Regions from separate parts of the Homo sapiens genome. Here region 1 is linked to region 2. A link is a contact called in ENCODE Hi-C or POLR2A ChIA-PET data. All regions are on one chromosome and are shown on one strand. Each heading gives the region's core, a stretch centred on a gene start or an enhancer-like site at or near the end of the contact. The rest is flanking DNA. Distances are from core to core; before and after follow the strand shown. Region 1 overlaps TM9SF4 (transmembrane 9 superfamily member 4). Region 2 holds the start of KIF3B (kinesin family member 3B).

Region 1 (6,961 bases), core at 432-2,931, 120 kb before region 2:
TCAGGCAGGTGAGGTGGGAGGATCACTTGAGCCCAGGAGTTTGAGGCTGCGGTGAGCTATGATTGCACCACTGCACTCCAGCCTGAGTGACAGAGTGAGACCCTGTCTCTGAAGAAAATAGAAGAAAAAGTCTCAACTGTAACTCTGGTGCATTGACTAGACTAGAATCCCTGTGCCTATACCCCACCCAAGAGATTCTGACTGGCAAGAATACACTGCAGTAGGTCAGGAGCATGGGCTCTGGGGTCAGACTGCCTGCGTTTATACCTCTGCTGTACCTTCAGGAGGCTGGGTGACGTGGAGGTGGTGAGGGGTTGTCTTTAACATCGCCAGGCCTCAGTGTCCTCATTAAAAGGAATAATGGTAGACTTTCCTTCCAGACTTGCGTGAGGATTAGGTGAGACAAGGTACATAGGAACCCAGCATCTGCCACCCCAAGACTCAGAGCTTCACCATCCTTCTAGGCAGTTTGGGTTGGGGCCCAGACATACGTGTTTTGTTAAAGTTGTTTTTTAGGGTTTTTGTGTGTGTGTGAGACAGAGTCTTGCTCTATTACCCAGGCTGGAGTGCAGTGGCATGACTCGGCTCACTGCAACCTCTGCCTCCCGGGCTCAAGCAATCCATCTGTTTCAGCCTCCCAAGTAGCTGGGACCACAGGTGCGTACTACCACGCCTGGCTAATTTTTTGTAAAGACAGGGTTTCACCATGTTGCCCAGGCTGGTCTCAAACACCTGAGCTCAAGCGATTCTGGAGGTAATTTTTCTCCCCCTCAAAAAAAAAATTTTTTTACATATGTATATATTGGGTAGTTAACGTGTTCTTTTTTTCTTTTTTTTGAGACGGAATCTCGCTCTGTCGCGCAGGCTGGAGTGCAGTGGCACGATCTCTGCTCACTGCAACCTTTGCCTCCCGGGTTCAAGCAATTCTCCAGCCTCAGCCTCCCGAGTAGCTGAGACTACAGGCATGAGCCACCACACCGGCTATTTTTTGTATTTTTAGTAGAGACGGAGTTTCGCCATGTGGGCCAGGCTGGTCTCAAACTCCTGACCTCAGGTGATCCACCTACCTCGGCCTCCCAAAGTGCTGGGATTGCAGGCATGAGCCACCACGCCTGGCCAGAGTAGTTACCGTGTTCTCAGTGATGAGAGTACATCAGAGAACAAGGTAGACACACTCCTCCCAAGGAGCTCACAGTCTTTTGGGGATAGGCGGATATTGATCAGGTAGCCAAAATATGTAATTACGAACTGGGATGAGAGCAAGAAGGGGCAGTATTAGGGACCTGAGAGGGCATAGAACAGAGTCCTGCTCAGTCTGAGGGTCAGGGAATACTTTCTGGAAGGAATGATGCTTGAGCAGAGTCTGAAAGACAAGGAGGGCTTAAGAGCTTCTGGTCTGGGGGCCCCACCGGGACAGGTAGGGGAGGTCCCTGGATGCTGCTCCTCAACCCGGCCCCTCTTGCTCCAGACGGCAACTCTGTACCCTGGTGTGGTTTTTGGCATCTGCTTCGTATTGAATTGCTTCATTTGGGGAAAGCACTCATCAGGAGCGGTAAGTGCCTCCCCTACCCTTCCAGCCCCTCCCCAGCAAGCGAGGACCAGTTGCACTCAGCCCTACTCCCAAAAGCCACTTCCTGCCATTCCCTTCCCTTTTCTGAGTCCCCAGAGTTACGTTCCCAGCCATGAGGGCAGAGGGCCAGCTGGGGTTTCCCCAGCCCTGCCCTTGGTGTGTCATGCCCTGGCCCTGGCCTTCCTGTGAGATCTTTCAGTCAACTGACCCAAGCCCACTTCTCTAAAGGGAGGTTTCCACAGTCCAGCGGCCAACTGGGGAATTTCCCTTTGTCTTAACCAAGAGTGAGCTGCCCAGTGTGAGTTTATTAGGTCATTATCCCAAAGCAAGCCTGTCCTCCTCAGTGTCCCTGCCCCTCAGCACCAGCCCCTGCAGGTGGAGGAGAGAGGAAAGGAAGGATCAGGTTGTATTACCCTTAGAGCTGGGAATCCTGCCAGCCCCAGTCCAGTGTGTTACTAGCAGCTGTCCAAGACTCACTGAGGAGGATTTTGAACTCAGTTGTGGGGAGGGGGAGTGGGGTCTTGGTCAATTAGCAGGACTGCAGTTGAGATGTGGCAGGCATTTTGCTATCCTAGCCTTAGCACGTAGAGCCCTCTGCCCTCCACCTGGGGGTGGCGGTAAAGGTCCTTGCATGAGGCTTCACGTCCAGGCTTACAGAGGAGGGGTTTCTTTCCCAGCAACTTAGGAAGCCACCCTCAAGACACAGTCATGCCCTTCCTCTCACTTCACCTTTTTTATCCCTGTGTTCCTTCTCCCTTTGAGCATTTTCCTCCCAGTTACCAGCTGCTCATTATAAACATTCACTGTAGAAATTTTGGAAAGTGCAGAGAAGTTAAAGAAGAAATTTAAAATAACCCCAAATCTGCTCACCCAGAGATAAATACAATGTAGGTCTTTAATATATGTTGTCTTTTTTCCTTTTTATAGATATACTTACAAAAGAATTACATAATTTAAAATTTATAAAATAACAGCAAACATTTATATGATGCTTGCTTTGTAGTAATACTGTTCTAAACACTTTATATATATATTTCTTTTTATGTGATTCTTGTAAAAAGTAAGTGTAGAGAAGAGGATAAAGAAGAAAATGAAAAATCAGTTCTAATCCCCCATATCCCATCTAAGGAAGTATTGTTAGCTCTTTGGTATAGGCCTTTCCAGGCACAAATATAAATAGATACAGTTGTCCCTTGGTATTCATAGGGGATTGGTTCCAGGACCCCTGAAGATACCAAAATTCAAGGATGCTCGAGTCCCATATATAAAGTGGCATAGTGTTTACGTACACACATCCTGTATATTCTGACTCTTCTCTAGATTACTTAAAATACCTAATACAATGTAAATGCTATGTAAATAGTTGTTATACTATATTGTTTTTTAATTTGTATTGTTGTATTTTTTGTTTGTTTGTTTTGAGACAGGGTCTCACTCTGTTGCTCAGGCTGGAGTGCAGTGCTGTGGTCTCAGCTCACTGCAACCTCTGCCTCCCGGGCTCAAGTGGTCCTCCCACCTCAGCCCCACTGAGTAGCTGGGACTACAGGTGTCACCACCACACTCGGCAATTAAAAAAAAAAATTGTAGAGATACAGTCTCACTGTGTTGCCTAGGCTGGTCTCAAACTCCTGGGCTCAAGTGATCTGCCCACCTAGGCCTCCCAAAGTGCTGGGATTACAGGCGTGAGCCACTGTACCCAGCTTATTTTATTGTATTTTTTTTTTTCCTGGACATTTTCTTTTTTTTTTTTTTTGAGACGAAGTCTCACTCTCTCACTCTGTCACCCAGGCTGGAGTGGAGTGGCAAGGTCTCAGTTCACTGCAACCTCCACCTCCCAGGTTCAAATGATTCTCCTGCCTCAGCCTCCCAAGTAACTGGGATTACAGGTGCCCCCCACAGTGCCCGGCTAATTTTTTTTTTGTAATTTTAGTAGAGACTGGGTTTTACCATGTTGGCCAGGCTGATCTTGAACTCCTGACCTCAAGTGATCTGCCCACCTCAGCCTCCCAAACTGCTGGTATTACAGGCATGAGCCACTGCTCCCGGCCTTCCTGAACATTTTCTGTTTGCAGTTGATTAAATCCACAGATGCAGAACCCATGGATACAGAGGACCGACTATGTTGTGTTTTTATTAAAATGGAATCCTTCTATACACATAGTTTATAGCCTCCTTTTTACACTTAATAGTATATCATGTAGTTTTATTCTGACAAGATTGGGAGCACTTTGTACAGTGTTGTTTTTTCCCTTCTTTTCTTCACATAATGTGCCACATGTAATCTCTTCATTTTGACCTCTTCATCTCTTCACGTTCTCAGTCCACTCCTTCCTGTTCCTCCCCTACTTCCTCCCTGGATGGTGAGCTCCTCTGGGATGCTGAGGTGCCTTCTTCACTGGGAGTCCAGATCAGGGCTGGGGTCAGCCTCAAGAGATTCTGGCCAGGAGCCCTGTGGTGGGGGCAGGGAGTGTGCTTCTGCTGCACAAGTCGCCTCTCCTTCTGTGGAGCCCAGAAGGTCCCCTCCCCCTTGCGCAGCCCCCATCCCGGGCATCAGGGCCTCGTGGGGGCCTCATGGTGCCATGTCTACAGGTGCCCTTTCCCACCATGGTGGCTCTGCTGTGCATGTGGTTCGGGATCTCCCTGCCCCTCGTCTACTTGGGCTACTACTTCGGCTTCCGAAAGCAGCCATATGACAACCCTGTGCGCACCAACCAGATTCCCCGGCAGATCCCCGAGCAGCGGTGGTACATGAACCGATTTGTGGGGTGAGTCCTCCAGCAGAGGCAAGAGCAGGGGAACGTGGAAGAGGGTACGCCCCCCTCCGCCACCAGAAGGGTGCGGCAACCAGAGTTCCTGCCGCTTCAGCCGGCTCTAATAGAGTTTATGAAAGCTTAACTTCACTCCAAGATCAAGGTGACCAGGTTGTAGGCAGACTTGGTGTCATCCTAGGAACCAGGACAAGGAAGGGGAAGGATGGAAGGGTATAGTGAGACAGGTTAAGACCATCACTTGGACCTTGGGCAAGTCACCCCACCTCTCTGCACCCCAGTTGCCCATCTATAAAATGAGGAGAATAATGCCCACCCTGCCTACCTCTCAAGAGATTATAATAGTACAGAAATATGCCAGAAGAATTAGCACCACCACACTCGTGTAGGTGCTCTCTCTTCATGCCAGCTTGGGAAGGAGCTTGGGGCTTCCTGGTGGCCTGGTCTCTAACAATGTCAACCTCTCGTTCTGTGGCAGCATCCTCATGGCTGGGATCTTGCCCTTCGGCGCCATGTTCATCGAGCTCTTCTTCATCTTCAGTGTGAGTACTGGTGCCTCCCCCACCCCTCCACCCATGCTAGCCGGGTCACTCCCACTCCACTCGGGTGCTCTGCTGCCTACTGCCTGAGAAAGTTCAGATGGGCCACTTCACCTCTCGGAGCCCCATTCTTCACCCTGAAATTGGACAACAGCCTTCCCTCTCAGGGCAGCATTGAAAGTGAAATGAGGCTGGGCGCGGTGGCTCACACCTGTAATTTCAGCACTTTGGGAGGCCGAGGTGGGTGGATCACAAGGTCAGGAGTTCGAGACCAGCCTGTCCAATATGGTGAAACCCTGTCTCTACTAGAAAATACAAAAATTAGCCGGGCATGGTGGCACACGCCTGTAGTCCCAGCTACATGGGAGGCTGAGGCAGGAGAATCACTTGAACCTGGGAGGTGGAGGTTGCAGTGAGCCAAGATCGCGCCACTGCACTCCAGCCTGGGTGACAGAGAGAGACTCCATCTAAAAAAAAAAAAAAAAATTTAAATGAGATATGTGGTGTGTGGGGAGCCTGGTGTGTGGAAAGGGGGACTTGGTAAATAGAAGCTGCCTCAGTGATACTTCAGTCATTCCCCACCATGACTAATAGCATCGTTGCACCTGGTTTCATTTCTGGGTCCTTGCACATCTTTACCTCTCTGTGTTACTCACAGCTCCTGGGAGGGTGGACAGAATGATTCCTGCTTGTCAGGGTCATTGTGAAGTTGGAATAAGTCATTGTAAAAATGCTTGACTTCAGGAAATGCTGTTGTAATGGTGATGATGACTCCTCCCAAAGAGTGCCAAGATGAAAGTTGGTAGGAAGGCCCTTCAGAGGCATGTAAGTGTGGCTGACCCAGCTCGGGGCCCAGCACAGATGGTACCTTGTACCAAGTCAGTACCGGACATGTATCTGCTATTCCAGAGTAGTGGCCCAGCCCCTCCCTGCTGAGACCACCTCACCCACACAGGTTTGCCTGGGAGAAGGGTCAGAGGAGGTGTTGGCTGCCCATGGTACCAAAGCCCATGTGCACTTCCCAGGGAAGCCCCCTCTGTTTCATCTGTGTGACTCTGGGCCAGTCACCAGCGTCTCTGATCCTTGACTTTCTTAGCTCTACCAGGCCAAGCTTTCATAGACACACACATGTAGCAATTGTATATGAGGCATGTGGCATAAGGCCTAGCGCTTGGTAAGCTGCTCAAGTGGTGGTGGCTGCTCTATAATTTTGATTTGGATAAGAATCATTATTTTCTACAAGCTGCTGAGTTCAGGCTGGGGTCTACCCAGAGCAGGTCAGTCAACCCCTGGCCCCTCCCTAAGGACAGTGTGGCTCACCCCCTGCTCTGGGGAAGAGGGGCCAGAGCCACATGCCAGGCCCACGGGCCCTGATGGTGTCATGATGATGTGTCCACTCCTGCCCTTGTGACAGGTTGGTGTGCCAGGGGAAGGGGAGCAGGGTGGTCAAGCCAGCTGAAGCCCCACTGTGTGTCCACAGGCTATCTGGGAGAATCAGTTCTATTACCTCTTTGGCTTCCTGTTCCTTGTTTTCATCATCCTGGTGGTATCCTGTTCACAAATCAGCATCGTCATGGTGTACTTCCAGCTGTGTGCAGAGGTGAGGAGAGCAGGGCCAGGAGGCGGGGGAGGGAGAACTGGATCCAGCATTGAACGGGTTGATGAGGCTCTGCGGAGAGGCTGGGTCTGGGCTCTTCATGTGGCCCCTGCTTCTGGCTCTGAGCTCTTGGGCCAGTACGTTGCTGTGCCTCTCCCAGCCTCCATGTATTCAGCTGTACCCTGGGCCTAATGAGATACCTTCCAGCTTAGTTGTGTGGGGTACTCACCACAGCTAGATGAAAGGACAGTAGATTTGCCAGTGCCAAGTCCACTCCAGTAGTAGTTTCTTCAACAGGCTGATGCACACTGGGTGGCCTGCCCTCCCTCTGGGAACTGGCCATTGGCAGAGTGGGTGAAGCCAGGGTTTGGGATGAACAGTCCCTCTGGGCTGGGACCCTGGCTCCTCCATGAGTAGCTCTGGGTCTTGGGCGGGTTGCTTAACTTCATGCCATCCGTTCCTCCTCCACATGATGGGGTGAGTGAGA
Region 2 (7,685 bases), core at 2,620-5,119:
GTTCATACCTTTTACCTACCTGTTTAAAAAAATTTTTAAATAGTTTTTGTACATATTTATGGGGTACATGTGCAATTTTGTTACATGCATAGAATGTGTAATGATAAAGTCAGGGTATTTAGGTTATCTATCACCCAAGTATTTATCATTTCTATGTGTTGGGTACATTTCAGGTCTTCTAGCTGTTTTGAAGAACACAATACATTTTTGTTAAATAGCAGTAAACACATCCAGTTAAACATAGTGGATTGATGATGCGTATTTATTTTTTTCTCCCTCGAACCCCATCTATATGGCAATAAGGAATAAAAAATGTATTAACCCAGAACATGAATAGGAATGAAAAGGAGACATTAGTGGCCCAGGGATTTCAGCAAGTTTTTAGAAAACAGGGACAGAAGGGGAAGTAGTAACTGACTTAACAGGGGGAGGAAGTTATGACCCAAATGTCTGCAGGGAATATTGATTTGATGACTAAAAGGTGAGCCCAGATTCTTCCATAGAAGAGATAGACACTAAAAATAAAGATATGGATGGAAATCTCCCACAGAGTAGAACAAAAGAGCCAAAAAGAGGGACAATAAGAGAAAAACAGAGAAAATTAGAAACTCAGTTTGGAAAGTATAACTTCTGACTAAGAGAAATTCCAGAAAGAGAAAAAAATGGAGGGGAGAGCCAAGTCTGGTGTCTCATTCCTGTAGTCCCAACAGTTTGGGAGGCCGAGGCAGGGGGATTGCTTGAGCCCAGGAGTTTGAGACCAGCTGGGCAACACAGTGAGACCCCATTTCTACAAAAAATAGAAAAATTACTCAGGCATGGTGGTATGCACCTGTAGTCCTAGCTACTCGGGAGGCTGAGGTGGCAGGATCACTTGAAGCTGCAGTGAGCCATGATCATGCCACTGCATTCCAGCCTGTGCAACATAGCACAACACTGTTTCAGGGGAAAAAAAAATAGGAGGGGAGAAAATTATCGAAAAAATAATACAAGAAAATTTCCTAGATTAGAGGGATATAAGTCTCCAGATTGAAAAGGCCCAGCTAACACAAGTGAGGAAAAGCCTCACTGAGGGGAGTCATCATCAAATACAACATTATGGATAAAGATGATAGCCTAAAAGTTTTCAAAGATTAAAAATAAAAAAAGAACAAGACACATATAAAGCAACAGGATTAAGAATGGCATTAGATGTCTTAAATCTGGATACTAGAAACAATAATGCAATGTTTTAAAAATTCTGAGAGAAATAATTTTCAGCCTAGATTTCTTTTTTTTTTTTTTTTTTGAAATGGAGGCTCCCTCTGTCGCTCAGGCTGGAGTGCAGTGGTGCAATCTTGGCTTACTGCAACCTCTGCCTCCTGGGTTCAAGTGATTATCCTGCCTCAGCCTCCCCGAGTAGCTGGGACTACAGGCATGTGCCACCATGCCCAGCTAATGTTTTTTTTGTATTTTTAGTAGAGACAAGGTTTCAGCATGTTGGCCAGGCTGGTCTCAAACACTTGACCTCAGGTGATCTGCCTGCCTCGACCTCCCAAAGTGCTGGGATTACAGGCATAAGACATGGCGCCTGGCCTTCAGCCTAGATTTCTATACCCTGCTAAACTATTAATCAAGTGTGAAAACAGTATAAATGCATATTTAGACATACAAGGACTAAATATATTTGCTTCTTTGCAACCTTTCTCAGGAATCTACAGAAAGATGTGCTGCACAGAGATGACAGAGTAAATCCACAATCTAGAAGTTTGAGACACAAGGTCCAGGGCACAGGGAATCCCAACCAGGTGTAGGATATAGGAAAGTTCAGTATGACAGCTGTGCAGTAGGCCTGGAGAGCACTGGTCCAGATCAGAGCTGAAGCCTTCAGGAGAAAAAAACAAAAGAGAACTCATGAACTTTTTTTTTTTTTTTAAGTTGTTGTTGTTTTTGTGAGATGGAGTTTTGCTCTTGTCACCCAAGCTAGAGTGCAATAGGGTTATTTCGGGTCACTGCAACCTCCACCTCCTAGGTTCAAGCAATTCTCCTGCCTCAGCCTCCAAAGTAGTGGGGATTACAGGTGCCTGCCACCACTCCTGGCTGATTTTTGTATTTTTAGTAGAGACGTGGTTTCTCCATGTTGGCCAGGCTGGTCTTGAACTCCTGACCTCAGGGTGATCTGCCTGCCTCAGCCTCCCAAGGTGCTGGGATTATGGGCATGAGCCACCATGCCTAGCCGAATTGTTATGTTACACATCTGGAAAAATCACTGCTGATTATTTTGTCTAATTTATTAACCACATAGGAAAAAATTAACAATATCTGCAAAGAAAGCTAATGAAAGGGGGGAAAAAATGAGGCAATTATTAGCTTCAGGAAATACCAAAAGAGGCTGGGTGCAGTCTCTTTTGGTATTTCCTTTATTATTTTATTTAAAAATAAACTTCTTCACTGTAGAGAAAGTGTAAATCAAATTATGTGGGAGTTTTAATGGGCCAGGCCTGAGAATAGCACACATCACATTTAATTGGCCAGAACTTGGTCTGAACTGTAAGGAAGGCTGGGAAATACTGTCTAGTTGTGTGTCCAGGAGCAGGAAGAAATAACGTTTTTGAGAGGAAGTAGCAATATCTGCCACAACAGGCAAAAAGTAGTTGTAGGCAGATGAAGAAGACCATCTCAGGTATTCATTTATTCAAGGAGCAAAACATATTTGTTCAGCAACTACTATTGACTAAGCTTGGTTCCAGGCATGGTGGATACAAGAGTGAACAAATAAAAGACTGCTCTTATGCAGTTTCTATTTAGTGGGGAACAGCAGGTGTAAGTTCCATGGGGGTTGGAACCTGCCCTTCTAGGCCAGTGTGGTTGGAATAGAGTTTTAACGAATTTTGCAGGAAGTAATAAGGACTTCATATTTGATTCTAAGAGCAATGAGACTCCATTAAATCGAGTATTAATCAGAAAGTGGCATGATCTGTTTTATTTATTTATTTATTTATTTATTTATTTTAATCTTTATATCTGAGACGGAGTTTCGCTGTTGTCGCCCAGGCTGGAGTGCAGTGGTGCCATCTCTCTCACTGCAACCCCTGCCTCCCGGGTTCAAGCGATTCTCCTGCCTCAGCCTCCCGAGTAGCTGGGACTACAGGCATGCGCCACCACGCCCGGCTAATTTTTTGTATTTTTATTAGAGACGGGGTTTCGCCATGTTGGCCAAGCTGGTCTCGAACTCCTGACCTCAGGTGATTCACCTGCCTCAGCCTCCCAAAGTGCTGGGATTACAGCGGGAGCCACCGCACCTGGCCGCATGATCTGTTTTAAATAATTACTCTGGCCACCTTATGGAAAATGGATTGTTCGGACAGAGCTGGACAAAAGAATGGAAACAGACCAGATATTTCAGGCAGGCTAGAGATGAGCGTGGCCTGGCCTTGCCTGGGGCGGTTGTGACTGACTGGATTGGGTGAAGGACAGGAAAGCTACAACAAGGGTGCCTATAGGTGTTCGTATTGAGTCACTGGGGGCACCCTAAATGGGAGTTACCTCAGTAGCAGTTTGAGACACCAGTCAGATAATGGATGTGAAAGCTTTTAGAAAGGTTGAACGGCGGCTGAAATCGCGTGTGTTCCATTTACAGATGGGAAACTGAGGCACGAGATACCAGAGGATGGAGTCAGGCCACGTTGTGCGCCACTCTCCCCGCTTAGGTGGGTGAGGAGACCGAGGTGTGTTGGGCCCCCGCTAAACACCAGCACCGACCTGAGCCCCGCCCAGACCCCTCCAGCCGGCTTTCCCTGTCCTCTGCTCGTGTGCCAATAAAGTTATTGAAATTGACACCGGTTGCTAAGGAAGTGGGTCGCCGAGCCAGGTTGCTAAGGAAGTGAGCGGCCACTGTCTCTCCCCATCCGGGGCAGCGGGGAATGGCTGAGCCAGGGGTTCGCCGCCCCCGCCGCCGCCGCCGCCGCCGCCGCCGCCGCCGCCGCCCGCTTTCGGCTCGGGCCTCAGGTGAGTCGGAGGGGCCGGGCGCCCACCGAGCAGGGCTAATCCTGTGGCCGCCTGGGGTTTTCCCTGCGACCTGCGCCCGCGCCTCTGCCTGGCTTTGCTGTCCCGCGAGCCGGAGCATCCTCTGCCCTGCCTCCTAGGCATCCTTTGGTAGTCCGGACGGCCTTGCCCCTCCTTCCCCTGGCAGGGTCGCGGCCCGACCCCCAGACACGGCCACCTTGGGTCGCAGCCCACCTGGGGGCCCTGAGGCGGTGGTCAGGGCCCCAGTTTGGGAGGAGGGCGGGGAAGCGAGAGCCTGGGGTCCGAACCTCGGCGCTGTGCTGGGCTTGCTGTGTGACCTTGGGCAAGTCTTTTCACCTCCCTGGCCTTAGCTGACCTGTTTATTCAATGGGGTCCTAACATTGCTGCTCAGAGTGGTAAAGATAATGAGAAGTGTATGTGAAAGTGCCCTAAATGGGGAGAGGGAGAATTCTTAGGGCACCCTAGATGGGAGACCAAGAGGGCAGTTTGAAGTCTGAGCGAGTTAGAGACGTGGCATTTCCACTTAGTAACTGTGTGGCCCTGGGCAAGTTAATTTCTCTGAGTCTTCTTTTCCTTATCTGTGAAATGAGGTAATAGACTACTGTGGAAATCAGTGAGACTGGGTATGTCAAGTAGCTTGGCACATAGTAAGTGCTCAACCAGCTATTATGAGGCGTCCAGGGTAGGAGGGCAAGACTTCCAGGAGGAGATGACTTTGGGACAGGTAAGGTGTAGGTGTGTAGAGTGCCAGCTCATATGGGTAGTCCTACTGCAATGCCAACCCCCAACCCCGGTTTTACTTCTCCATTCTGCTCAGAGCAAGGGAGGTACTTCTACAAGTAGTCCTGGGAAACTCTTTGAGGTCAACCCCTTGTAGATAGCTGGGGTCATGGTCTCATTTTCTACCTGGGCTTCGTTGACCCTTCCAGAAGAAAAAAGGCATCTTTGTGTCCTTTGGGAAGTGCTTAAAGCAGTAATAACTATTTACAAGCATATGATTAAGAAGCACTTTACCAGGCATATTATTTCATTTAATCTTTATGTAGACTTTGCCAGGTGCCTGGTGATGTCATCCTCATTTTGCCGATGAGGAAACTGAGGTTCAGAAAAGTAAAGGGAAGGACCTGCTTAAGAATCCTTTTTTTTTTTTTTTTTTTTGAGACAGAGTCTTAGTCTGTTGCCCAGGCTGGAGTGCAGTGGCGCGATCTCAGCTCACTGCAACCTCCGCCTCGTGTGTTCAAGCGATTCTCCTGCCTCAGCCTCCCGAGTAGCTGGGACTACAGATGTTCACCACCTCGTCCACTAATTTTTGTAGTTTTAGTAGAGACAAGGTTTCACCATGTTGGCCTGGCTGGTCTCGAACTCCTGGCCTCAAGTGATATACCTGCCTCGGCCTCCCAAAGTGCTAGGATTACATGCGTGAGCCACCACACCCAGTCATTGCCTAAGAATCTTGTATCTATTAAGTGATGGAAGTGGACGTGTTTCTAGGTAAATCCTGTATTTTATCCCCCATTCACTGTTGCCTCTGATTTTGCAACAGTTGCTATTATAAGGCCACAGGGGTATTCTTTTGTTACTTTTAACTGGCTAGAAGTTAAAAGGCAAGGAAACAAGATCTCAGGTAAAGCTTTATTTAAATAGATACCACCCAAAGTGAGGATCTCAGAAAATAGTTGGAATCTTTTTTTTTTTTTTTGAGACGGAGTTTTGCTGTTGTTGCCCAGGCTGGAGTGCAATGGTGCCATCTCAGCTCACTGCAACCTCCGCCTCCCTGGTTCAAGCAGTTCTCCTGCCTCAGCCTCCCAAGTAGCTGGGATTACAGGCATGTGCCACCATGCCCGGCTAATTTTGTATTTTTAGTAGAGATGGGGTTTCTCCATGTTGGTCAGGCTGGTCTCAAACTCCCGACCTCAGGTGATCGCCTGCCTTGGCCTCCCAAAGGACTGGGATTACAGGCATGAGCCACTGTGCCCAGCCTGAGAGCTGGAATCTTTAAAAGAGGGCTTCTCTGTCCCTCATTCCCTCCTCATTAAAATGAGGGGACTAGGCTAGATTATACTGAAGGCCCTTTCAGTGCTGTTATGCAGTTGTGGTTAAAAGCTTGCAATCAGACTACCTGGACTAAAATCTTGGCTCTGCCACTTCCAAGCTGTGTGCTACTGAGCAAAGAGGTGCTACTTTACCTCTGAAATGATGCTCAGTACCTCTGAAATGATGAGAGGACTTTTTGGTAAGGGGCTCTGTGAGGAAGAATTATTCATAGTTCATTTTGAACCCCTTGGTGGTATAGTTTCCTCATCTGTAAAATGGGGATAGTAATAGGCCTTATTACCTGTGGCCTTATTATCATGTATGGCTGTTCTGAGGATTTATTTGAACTTAATATATGTGAAGTGCCCAGCATATTTGGTAAACATTAGCTATCGTTATTTGGGTTTAACGTGGTGCTTGTGCTGTATTTTCCGTGTATGGTTGGTGAAAGAATAAATTAAAGTATGTGATAATACCAGGTCCGTCAACCATAATGTCATTGCAAGCATGAAACAGTAGCCATCATGGCATTATATAAATGTTGATATTTTTATACAGTTGGCCCCAGGAACCTGTAATCATGTGCCACAATGGGTTGCAAAGAAAGGTAAAGCTGTCCAGGCATGGTGGCTCACGGCTGTAATCCCAGCACTTTGGGAGGCCAAGACGGGTGGATCACGAGGTCAGGAGATCGAGACCATCCTGGCTAGCACAGTGAAACCCCATCTCTACTAAAAGAAAAAAAAAATTAGCTGGGCATGGTGGCGGGCGCCTGTAGTCCCAGCTACTCGGGAGGCTGAGGCAGGAGAATGGCGTGAACCGGGGAGGTGGAACTTGCAGTGAGCCAAGATTGCGCCACTGCACTCCAGCCTGGGCGACAGAGCAAGACTCCGTCTCAAAAAAAAAAAAAAAAAAAAAAAAAAGAAAGAAAGATGAAAGCTGATGGTAGGACGTTAGGTTTAGTAGCTCAACATCCAATTCAGTAAATATTTGCTAAATCCCCTTATGCTAGGCACATGGAGGATGTGGAGGTCAATCCCATCTCCATATCCTTCGAGGAACTCAGAGCTTAATTTGCAAATTACTGCATTTGACATCTTTAAATGAATTCATATCTTATGTTTGCCTTGGCTGCAGAGTGAAGCCACTGATTCTAATCTGTTTTGTTGTGTCCCTAGACTTCTGTTAGGTGCCTGGATTAGAAACCTCAGATTGCTTCCTAAGCCTTTTCATCCATTAATTCGCAAGTCCCTGAGAAAGACCCCGTCTTATGTAACAGAGAGTAGCAATACTTGACAATAACAATAAGGTGCCTAATGGCTTACAAAAATGCCTACACTTGCTTACACATGCTTTTACTCATTTAATCTTATCTGTGTCCCTTCAAGGAAGGTAAGGTGCAGATTAGGATCTCTGTTTTATAGTCGAGGAATCTGAATGGAAGCCAAGAAGCCATGATGCTATTGAGTGGCCCATTTCACGTTGAAATCCAGTCTTCTGTCTTCAAATTCAGTGTACTTACCACTATCCTGCCCGGATTGTATTTATTCAGTATTTCCTGAGCACCTAGAATGTGTCAGTTCTGTTTTAGCCTGGAGATATCATGGTAGAAAGGTACAGAGTCCCTTGCTCTCATGCAGCTTATATTC

What was found. Hi-C counts contacts between places; a loop is a spot of excess contacts on that map. ChIA-PET counts read pairs that join two places held with the same protein, here RNA polymerase II (POLR2A). Pooled maps may share reads with other maps.
Region 1: a loop to region 2 is called in a pooled map, with 2.4 times the contacts of the local background. The contact joins the enhancer-like site here to the promoter of KIF3B in region 2. A Hi-C loop is called at or near these places in 3 of 50 pooled maps. POLR2A ChIA-PET finds 5 or more read pairs at or near these places in 2 of 52 experiments (Panc1 and activated naive CD4-positive, alpha-beta T cell).

The regions. Positions count from the first base shown.
Region 1 is chr20:32,153,635-32,160,595 of GRCh38, forward strand. TM9SF4 (transmembrane 9 superfamily member 4) reads left to right here. Exons shown (of 18, transcript NM_014742.4): 13 at 1,469-1,552; 14 at 4,160-4,335; 15 at 4,817-4,880; 16 at 6,358-6,477. Among named protein-coding and RNA genes, the nearest start is that of TM9SF4, 47 kb to the left of the region's middle. RefSeq lists an enhancer at 5,760-6,651. Within about 2 kb of position 1,682, at least 20 of the 41 ENCODE cell types and tissues checked have a DNase peak (open chromatin) inside an H3K27ac peak, as active enhancers do.
Region 2 is chr20:32,273,782-32,281,466 of GRCh38, forward strand. It overlaps KIF3B (kinesin family member 3B), which reads left to right and starts at 3,870. Exons shown (of 9, transcript NM_004798.4): 1 at 3,870-3,984. It overlaps LOC124904885 (a long non-coding RNA gene), which reads right to left and starts at 3,762. Exons shown (of 2, transcript XR_007067561.1): 1 at 3,523-3,762; 2 at 1,638-1,861. RefSeq lists enhancers at 3,626-3,675, 3,722-4,232 and silencers at 3,886-4,045, 4,066-4,245.